2 separate regions of the Homo sapiens genome follow, and region 2 is linked to region 1. A link is a loop called in an ENCODE intact Hi-C map of the cell type or tissue named here. Cell type or tissue: dorsolateral prefrontal cortex. All regions are shown on one strand. Each heading gives the region's core, and the rest is flanking DNA. Links, peaks and the distances in the headings are about the cores only.

What was found. Peaks named below come from ENCODE experiments on the same cell type or tissue, not always from the same donor. Only the 100,000 strongest peaks of a DNase experiment are listed, where the experiment ranks them.
Region 2: it touches region 1 in a loop (4-fold over the local background); 1 of 110 quality-filtered maps calls a loop at or near these places.

What each region holds. Positions count from the first base shown.
Region 1 is chr4:160,352,133-160,357,534 of GRCh38, reverse strand. No RefSeq gene overlaps it. Among named protein-coding and RNA genes, the nearest start is that of LINC02477, 160 kb to the left of the region's middle. In dorsolateral prefrontal cortex, for the core only: no CTCF peak of the experiment used is centred there; no DNase peak of the experiment used is centred there; H3K27ac peaks cover 945 bases.
Region 2 is chr4:160,142,169-160,147,570 of GRCh38, reverse strand. No RefSeq gene overlaps it. Among named protein-coding and RNA genes, the nearest start is that of LINC02233, 370 kb to the right of the region's middle. In dorsolateral prefrontal cortex, for the core only: no CTCF peak of the experiment used is centred there; no DNase peak of the experiment used is centred there; H3K27ac peaks cover 495 bases.

The DNA.
Region 1 (5,402 bases), core at 179-5,178:
TTAGCTCTTAGGTTACCAGAATGTTGTTGTCCTGTGCACAGATGCAGTAAACAATCTACCCCATAATATATGCCACATGTAGTGTTTCCCAACACAGCTCTAGCTGTATCAAACACCTCATCTCACTGAATTATGTCAGGTGCTAGCTCTCCTTCTTGATACAGAGCCTCAAAATTACTCTCAAGAAAATAGATCCTTCCGTTTATGATTCTTTCTCCCCTATGGAGCTTCCAGGGTAATACACTGAGCTCACTTCTATGGTGTTTCTTCATCCCTGAGATTTTGCTTCTCAAATCTCCTGAGCTTTTGCCCTCTAAAGACCAACTCCTGAATCTTTAACCTAGTATTACTCCTTTCCGAATCTTAGGATTCTATTCCCTATACCTCTGTGAACTGGCAAATGTCCTTAGGGAAAAACAAAGTATGGTGAATATGTGGCTGTCCTCCTAGTGCCTCCCTTTTCCCGGGAATTTTATTCTTTCCAATCCTGGCTGCATTGACCTATCCTATCCAGTGCCTTCAAATAGAGGTTTGATGCATTTAGTTCAGTCTGGACAGCTATTTTCAGTGAGAGTTGAGTTCATTACAGGCTATTCTGTCATAGTCAAAACCTGTAGTTTCTATTTGGTATGTGTGTAGTATATATATTTAATATTAGGGATGCATATGTGTGTGTGTGTGTATATATATATGTGTGTGTGTGTGTGTGTGTGTGTATGTGTGTATATACTACACACATACCAAATAGAAACTACAGGTTTTGACTATGACAGAATAGCCTGTAATGAACTCAACTCTCACTGAAAATAGCTGTCCAGACTGAACTAAATGCATCAAACCTCTATTTATTATTATATTATATATTATACATAATATATAATATATTATATATTATACATTATGTATAATATATAATATATAATATATTATATATTATGTATAACATATAATATATAATCTATAATATATATTATATATTATGTATAATATGTAATATATATTATATATTATGTATAATATGTAATATATATTATATATTATAAATATATGTTATATTATGTATCATAGATATTTATATTATTAAATATATAATAATATATATAATATATATAATATATATTATATAATATATATAATATATTATATAATATATTATATATACTATAAATATATTAAATATATTATATAATATATATTATATATAATATATATAATATATTATATATATTATATATAATATATATTATATATATTATATAAAATATATAAAATATATAATATATATAATATATATAATATATTATATATATTATATAATATATATTATATATAATATATTATATATATGTAAAATATATATATGTTTCCCCCCACAACACACCTTTTAACCTGCCTGTTTCTTCACAAGGTAGTAATTTTGACCCATTCATGAAAGCTTCCCAAATCAGCTACACCTTGGCTGGAAATATCATCTACCATTGTTCTTCAGCATGACTATTTTCATAACCAAACTACATTCAATAAATAGAATATAAGTATTGATTTATGCTTGATTTGTTAATTAGCCTTTCTTCTTAGCTGATATACCAACTAAGTATTCTATAATTGCCACATCCAAAGGGAAAAAATGATTTTCTATTCTAATGTTGAAGTCTGACTAGTCAGATACATTGAATTTCAGGGGTGTTAACAATTTAGTTACTACAGAGTAATAAAATGGACAAGTCCCACAAGCAAATGTGACACTTTTCTGGCAATAAAGATAATTTTCAAATACTGTTCCAAATATTTGAGATATCTGTTTTCAATATAATAACTTGAAGAAAAACAATAAAATTAGGTTGACTACTTGACCTTTTTCAGTCTTTTTTTTTTTAAATGGAGTCTTGCTCTGTCGCCCAGGCTGGAGTGCAGTGGCACGATCTCAGCTCACTGCAACCTCCGCCTCGGTGGGTTCAAGCAATTCTCTGCCTCAGCCTCCCGAGTAGCTGGGATTACAGGTGCCCACCACCTCACCCAGCTAATTTTTTTGTATTTTTAGTAGAGGCAGGGTTTCACTATGTTGGCCAGGCTGATCTTCAACTCCTGACCTCGTGATCCACCCACTTCGGCCTCCAGAAGTGCTGGGATTACAGGCGTGAGCTACCGCGCCCGGCCCTTTTTCAGTCTTTAACTTCATTTTCATATAGCTAATTGGCTATTTTTAAGGAAGCCTCCCTTTATTTAATGTTTTATGCCATTCTTTAGTCAGATTTCAACTAAAGTAAATTTGGTAAAGAAAGTTATATTACACAATTTATTTTACTTTGTATGTGTCAACTTCTTGTCTACTTAGTATATAAAATAATCATTTATTTCCTTCAGTCTTGAACACAATTTCTAGGATGCCCTTGGTATGCCTTAGAAAGTATGTGTGTATGTATATATATATATATGTGTATATATATATATATATATATATATGTGTATATATATATATATATACACACACATATATATGTGTGTGTATATATATATATATATATATATATATATATTTACTTTTGCTGTTGCATATGGCAGTTGTTCAGGTATGTCTAGAACTATAATGTCCATCTATTGAGTACCTATCACCTGAATTTTAAATTTTGGAAGACCTGAATACAAATAATTATATCGTTTTGTCAAAACATAGTTCACAGCAGATATGGATTTCTCCATAAATATTTATTTCAATATGAGAAAAATATATTTGTCTGAGATAATGTATAATACCAGATAATTATTACTCATTGGAAATGTGTGTGACTTTTCTTGAGTTAGTACTTTTACATTTCTAATTAAGGCATTACATTTTGTTTTCTTTTTTCTTTGCTAACCTTTATTTCAGTGATAGATATTTTAGAACAAGTTGAGAAAACCTTTTTTGCTTTCAATATTGCTCTTCCTCTAGGGACCATAATCAATAAAACATGGAGACTAGAAAAATAAAAGGAAAAAAATATAAAGTGTTTCATTCCATAATAACTTACTGTGGTCTAAGACCTTGCAATACTTATCCATAATTTTTTAAAAAGATAACCCTTTTCTCTCAAGTAATAGTACATCAACAGTATTATGTACATTATTATATTTACTTACAGGTGTATATATTTTAATACCAATATACATTTATTCACATTTATAGTAAAAGAGGACATGTCCTATCCTGAGTCATATACCTAGGAACAACAGAAAAGGACAAAAATCAACAATGTTTCCCCAAGAGGGAGGACAGGAGCTAAGAGAAATGGGAAGAAATGAAAGGCAATGTCTCAGCCCACTGCAAGAAATTTGGTTTTATTTTAAGATTCAGGAACTATGGCAGGGCTTTAAGCTAATGAAGAGTATGACCTGATTTATGTTTTGAAAATGTCATTATAGGAGCTGTGTGGAGATTAGATTGGGATGAAAGAAGAGTGAAAATGGCGAGGCCAGCTAGGAAGGTACTGCAGTAAGGCAAGTGAAGATGATGCTGGTAAAGAATGGAATGGTAGCTGTGGAATTTGAAAGAAGTATATAAATGTGATGTAAAGTTTGCATTCGGAGCTAACAAAACTTTCAGATAAATTGAGTAGGGGGGTAAAAAACATGATCAAATCGGATATCCAGATTTTTGGCCTGAGAAGCTGTGAATGTGAGCAGCTTGCATTTTGGCTATTTGAGCTCCTTTGTTCTTTGTATCAACCGGAAGATATCTGGGCACTTTCCAGGCATTGCCTCTCAAACACTTGCGTGGCGAACCACAACCATTACAGATGTTCCACTTCATTAGAATAGTTATGGGCTTTCACAGTTTAAAAATAGTCTTGGCTTTAGTGAGGGAACATAAGCTGCAATCAGCCTCTTTCTGAGAGGGCCTGGTACAACTGTTCCATACATATCACTCACTAAATTCTTTTCTGAATCACCATCTTCTGCTCCCAATTTCTGAGATTGTAGTCCTTTCCACCACTCGCCAGATTTCTTTTGGGGATATTCACTCAAAGGTCTTCTCTTTTGCTTAGCAGGATTTCAAGTTTGTATTTCAAGACTTTTGTGAAATTATTTACATTTTATATTTTTCTGCTATTTCAAAAAGATGCAGGTAAAAATGTGCACACCCGTGCACAAATCTTGAATTCAGTCTATAAATGTGCTCATCAACCAGTATTTTGATTGATTCTGTTCTAGAAACACAGTTCAGGTAGTATATCAGGATTCTCTTTGGAGTTTTGTTGTTGTTGAACATTTGTTGGTTTAGTTCAACAGCCTCTTTAAATCTAACACACAGAAGATTCTATATCCCCCTTTAATAATAGTTTTCCATCTTGCCTATGCCTCAAAATCAAGTTGTTTTGCAAACATAGACATGCCCAGGTCCTTCTCAGCTGTGCAGAATCGAAATTGTAAGGACATAAATCTGAAACTGTATTTTTATTAAGTTTGCAAGCAACTATGATGAACAGCTTGAACTGAGAACTATTACCTTAGGGAGATATGACCTTCTACTTCTCTATCATTTTAGAATTATTTTATGTAATGAGTGATGTCACCCATGAGACTATGTTGTAAATATGATCCGTGTGAGGCAGAAAATAAGTTGGATAACTTAGCTACTGATTTAGATAATTTGGATGCAGTCCTTTTTAACTCCACAAATTAGGAGATAATCATCCCTCTCTGTGCAGATGACATGGTTTCATTATGAAGCAGCCTTAAGCTATTGAACCTTTCACTAATTATTGTCAGGATAATAGCTTAGCAGCAGCTGAGCTGAAAAAAAGCCCTAATGTTTGGTAAATATTTTCTAAAGTTTCACCGGCTAATATTATACAGCCTCACCCAGAGGTCAAATTATTTATGACTAAATTGTCAGTTATTCTTCAGGGACCCAAATAGGTTCCAATTGGGGTAAAATTGTCCAGTTGGAAACTTTTAACCTTACATAGTTAATTATCTGATAAGAATCCCAGCATCACACTCATATTTTCACAATTGCAATGTGGATTTATCTGCTAAGCGTTTAACATGGAAAGCAGAATAGGTACAATACAAGAGGATGAATGAACACATTATATTTCAAAATAATGTGTATTGGCTTGAATCATACTCCAGGTACTCAGTGACCATGTGATGCTGATCAATTAATATATGCCTTTTGATCCACTATTCTCATCTCTAAAAGAAAATAGCAATACATTCCTACAATAGTTATTGTGAGGATCAAATAATCTTATAAGCAGCAGAGTTGCTAGCATATCATCAGGCTCCATCTCTAGCAGCTGTTAACATTATGCTCATGCTAACAACAAAATTGCAACACCTGCAGATCAATGATTCCTTTTCTATTCTTCTTGATGCACCCACTTATTTTCCTAATATCTCCCCTTTTCCTCCTTATA
Region 2 (5,402 bases), core at 338-5,337, 210 kb after region 1:
GTCTAGCTACTATTGTTCTGCAACAGATAACCCCAAAACAGTGGCTTAAAACAATAGTAGTTATTTTCTTATTGTTTCTTATGGTTCCAATGCTTGACTCGGCTCAGCTAGGTGGTTCTTGACTCAGGAATTTTCATGCAGCTACAGTAGATGATGTCTGGTGCTCATGTAACTACAGAGGCTTCCTCCCTAGTGGTTGATGCTGTCAGCTGGCACGTCTTCCACAATCATCAAATAGGACCTCTACTTGCAGCTACTTCAAGTGGCTGCCTGGCTTCTTTATAGCAAGGTCAATGTGCTTCGAGAGAGCCAGAAAGAAATTATATAATATCTTTCCTTCCATAGTCACAAACCCACCAAGATTCAAGAGGAAAGAACAAAAATCCCCACCTCTTCAAGGGAGGAACATCAAATACATGTATTTGAGGGACATGTAATAAATCAACAAATTATTCACATTCCTCCTATATTAAAAAAATCAGGAATCCAGATGAGGTAACATTTACTTGTCATCTTACATAATGCAAAATCAATTCATATGCCTAATAATCTTTACTTCCAAACAAGGATTTTGACCTCCTGAGAAAGCTGCAGCTTTTAGCCAATTAAATAGTGACAGACGGAATTAAGACCTAGGACTCATCTAAAGTCTCATCCTATCATTGTCACCAGACACAGTTTGAGGTCCACGATCTTGTCATTTAAATCAAATCCAAGATGAAATGAGGCTGATGGTTTGGGTTTGCTGAGAACAACTCCCCTGACAATATTCCTCTCAACTTAACAGCCTATGAACTAAAAAAGACAAGTTATCTGCCCTATGCAAACTTCATATACAATAGTGTCATTATAGTAATAGACACTGCTATTCAAAAAGTGGGAACCAGAATGAGTGCAGCAGTTACTGGCGTGCAGCAATTCAGAGACCTAGCTGGGCACATATTGGTAGATTTTTTTTTTTTTTTGTATTTTTAGTAGAGATGGGGTTTCACTGTGTTAGCCAGAATGGTCTCGATCTCCTGACCTCGTGATCCACCCGCCTCGGCCTCCCAAAGTGCTGGGATTACAGGCGTGAGCCACCCCGCCCGGCCTCTGCTAGATTTTTTTTATAGGGCCCTAGTACTGTTCCCTGGGAATGATCCTTCATGGCTCTTGGCTTCATTTCTGAGCTGTTGATCCAACACTTTGAAACAACTATCTTTTCTTCATAAGGAAACCAAGCTTGCAGCTGGGTACTCTTCGCAGCTTACTCAGTGTCCAGAAATGTTGGAAGTGCAAAAATTTATTTTAAACCTGTACACTCTATTTTCTTTTAAGTCCATGTTGGCAGTGTTTCCAAAAGAAACAATATCTTAAAAACTTTGTGTGTTTTCTATCAATCTTACTGGAGTTCACTTCTTTATGCAAAATAAAAAACTATCAATTGATACCACACATGCCCTTCTTCACTGGGGCTCCAGTAAAACGTGCAGGACAACGTCCTCGAGATTCTTAGAGGTTCTGATGTTAATGAAGAGGATTTGCAAGACATGCCCTTAAGAGCCTTAGAAGGCCTTTTATCTTTCTAAAAGTTTCTATGAGGTGCCACCTTATATTTCTCTGAGGTCCTCACAAAGCACCTAACAGTCCTGCTCTGGATGTGGCATGGAACGCGTTTTATTATGATTTTTTTAACTTGAAACATATGTACCATCCAAAAAGCAACGAGAAACACTTTAATGTTTTTAATTGAGCAAACTGTATCTCTTATACAAATCTTTTCAATATTTTTTGAAAACTGCAGAGTTCCTTTTTTTAACTTTCCTCTCTCTTCTCACATTTGAGTATAGTCAGCTAGAAAGTCAAGTGGTACCTTTAATAGTCTGCCTGAAAATCAGCGTAGTTGTGCTCTCAAGTCCTTTAGTTACATTTCCTATTTTCATGTTACCACACATGTCAGCGTCACCAAATTCTTTGCCAAATGAGGGTCCTCTTCTAGTTTTACAGAATATTTTGTTATCTTCCTTCAAGCCCCCATATACTCCTGATGCCCTTTAGACTTCTGCTTACCCTCTCCTCACAACCCTAAACTTTCCCCGAAACACTCCTGGATACCTTTCATTCTTGTCTTGTTCCAAAGCCAATGACACGAGTTGTGCATTTTTGTTACAGCACTTTCAAATACAAAAATTGGTTTAGTTACTATTGCTTAGTAACAGATCACCCAAAAAAAGTAGTAACATACATTTTATTATAACCTTTCATATTCCTAAGGGTCGAGTGGGTTCAACTAGGTGATTCTCACCCAGGATCTCACAAGTTTTATAGTCAGGTGGACGCTGGGCTGGCTTCGCCACAAAGTTCTCTCCCTTCACTTATCTTGAAGTGATGCTGACTATCATCTGGAACCCCATCTAGTGCTATTGGCTGGAGCATCTCTATATGGCCTATTCATATGGCTGCTAGGCTATCAGAGGTTGAAGGCTGTGTTTTAGTGTGAACTTTCAAAAACCATCGGGTAGAAGCTCTATCTGATTTAGCCTCTGAAGGCATTCAGCATTTCTTCCTAAACAGTCAAAAGTCCATCCAGATTCAAGGGAAGGAAACATAGATTTCACCTTTTGATGGGAGGAGTGTCAAAGGATTTGAGGACATTTATGACTTAACACTACAGTCGGCATATGGTAAACTACTTTCAAACTCTAACATATGCTCTCAGTCCATTTTCATATGATAAAGAGATGCTTTGCTTACTAGAAAAAGAAACTCCAGAAAATTTGATTTTGAAATAATTTTTTAATATACAATTGTTAGTGGTTATTCTTGATGAAAGTGAAGGTACTGAGTTATTAAAAAGCCTGTCCAATATGGTGAAACGCCGTCTCTACTAAAAATACAAAAATTAGCCAGGCATGGTGGTGCACGCCTGTAATCCCAGCTACTCAGGAGGCTGAGGCAGGAGAATCACTTTAATCCAGAGGCAGAGGGGTTGCAGTGAGCCAAGATCACACCACTACACTCCAGCCTGGGCAACAGAGCAAGACTCTATCTCAAAAAAAAAAACAAAAAAAAAAACAAAAAAAAAAAACAAATGTGTGTAAGAGGAACTTCTAGACTGCTATATCTGGGTATAGGTTAAACAGGTGCATTCACGCTGCGAAAATGTATGAAGCTTTACCTTTGGAATTTGTGCATATGTATACATAGATAAAATATTTCAATCAAAGCTTGCACTTAAAGATTATATAAATATATCTTACTTTCCTATGAACATTCACTACAATATTAAACATTAATTCCTCGGTTAAAAAAATCCCAAAGAAGAAGAATCATAATTGTGTCTAGTTAGAGTTTAAACTAATGAATAGTTTAATAACTGGCCTGGTCCTAAAATTATTTATATTTCTGTGTATTCTGAAAGTTGTAGCACATAATCAGTTAACTATTTTAAATGTAATATTTAATAATTTTAGAAAATATCTCTGATGATAAAAAATGTGCAAGCACACAAAAGTTATATACTAGAATTATCCAAACATACTTATATCTGATTGAGGCAATTTAATATTGCATCACAAAATCAAAACCTATTGTTTCATATTATAGTTGTTAAAGAAAAGCTTTTTATAAAGTGAAAGAAATTTATACTGGTTTTGGATTTTTGCCACCAGGATATTACCCTGTCTGAAATAAAAAAATTGTAAAATGAGCCAGCTGTTACTAAAGGACTATAGCTCAAATGTGTTTGAATAGCCTTCTGCTTTTCCATTCGCTCATGTTATATATCTTATAGTGATTTTCACAATAACATCCCACATAAACCCACGAGTTAGTCATAAGGCGCACCCATAATAAATCTGGAAGGCAGATGGCAAACATTGCTCTTCTGACTTTGATCACTTTAGTTCTTCTTTTGTCTCTGCTTGGAGCTCTTTTATCTATACTTCTTCAAATGTTAAGAAAAAAAGTATTAGGTTTTTTTCTAGCACTTTTAATTTTAGCTTCTTACATCCAGCCTCAGGATTTATAAACACTTTAACAATAAAATGTCTCAGATTATAGACTAAGACTTGGATCATAGATGCCTTATAAGTAACAGATTATCAGCTATTGTTCATATAATGAGAGCTGGATAAAATCAAGATAAGTATATATCTTTAAAAATCATGTTGCTAGATGTCTACATACCAATTTGATATTTTTAAATTTTAAGGAAAGTAAGAAATTGTTGTGCCATATATAGTACTAAGGTCTATCTGGTGACATAGCAGGACAATAATAGGTAACTTTAGCTAGGATATAGTATACAAGACTAAAGAAATCAGATAGGTAAGTTTAAGTGTAGTCAGAATATAGTATATAAGGCTAAAGGAATCAGGTAGATATCTTAAATAAAAGGAAAGTTAATGAAACTGAGAAATTTCAGAATTATCTAGGTAATTTTAAAAGACATCCCATACAGGTAAAAAGTTACAGAGAATTTTAAGGTCTCAAGTGTCAAGATAGAAAAAATCCACATCTTAAAAAAAAGGGGAGTAGATATTGGCACCCATGAGCAAAAATAATAAAATGTACTGACCCATTTTAATATTTCCTGCTGGGCTCATAAATAGAAACAGAATACTAGATGATAGTAGTTCTTTCACATCTTAGAAATTTTCACCTTAGTCCAGAAAAATGATCCAGCTCTAATTTTTTAAAACTATGTAATTCTTTAGTTTATTCATCAGCTGTCATTGCAGTAACATGACATGAGAAAGCATCCCAGCACCCAGTGGTTTAAAACGGTGCAACACTATTCTCATGGGTATATTGGGGTGGTTACATGTCGACCTGTGGTGACCACACACCACACATTGCAGATCTAAGAGCTTTCATCTGATCTACATGTTTCTCTTCCTCCTTAGACCAGTAGTCTAGCTAAAGCATGTTCTTCTCCAAGTAATTGCAGAGGCATAAAGGAAGTCCCAATCATAATGAAACATTTAAAGTCTCAACTCATGTCCCCTCCACTAGCAGACAGATTATTAACCAAAGCATGTCATATGGCAGAATTCTAATTCAAAGTGTAGTGAAATAATCCACTGTTTGTGAGAAAAACTGAAAATTCATAGAGCAAAGGAAGTGGATATAGGGAAGAGTAGAGAATGGGGGCCTTAATTCAATGTACAACCATGGTTCCATCTTAGAAATGAGCACTTTTTCAGGGGAGAGTATTCTAAGTCTAGTTTTAAGTTCCTTTTAGGTTTCATCAACCCAAGATGGATCCAAGATTAAAATGGGAACTTCTAAGACATTAAAAGGAAGATGATTAATTCACATTAATACCCGTATCTAGATCCTGTTTTATGAAGGAAAGATATTCACAAAGTTTTGTAAAATATTATTTTTACAAATGCACCTCAATTTAGAGAACATCTATC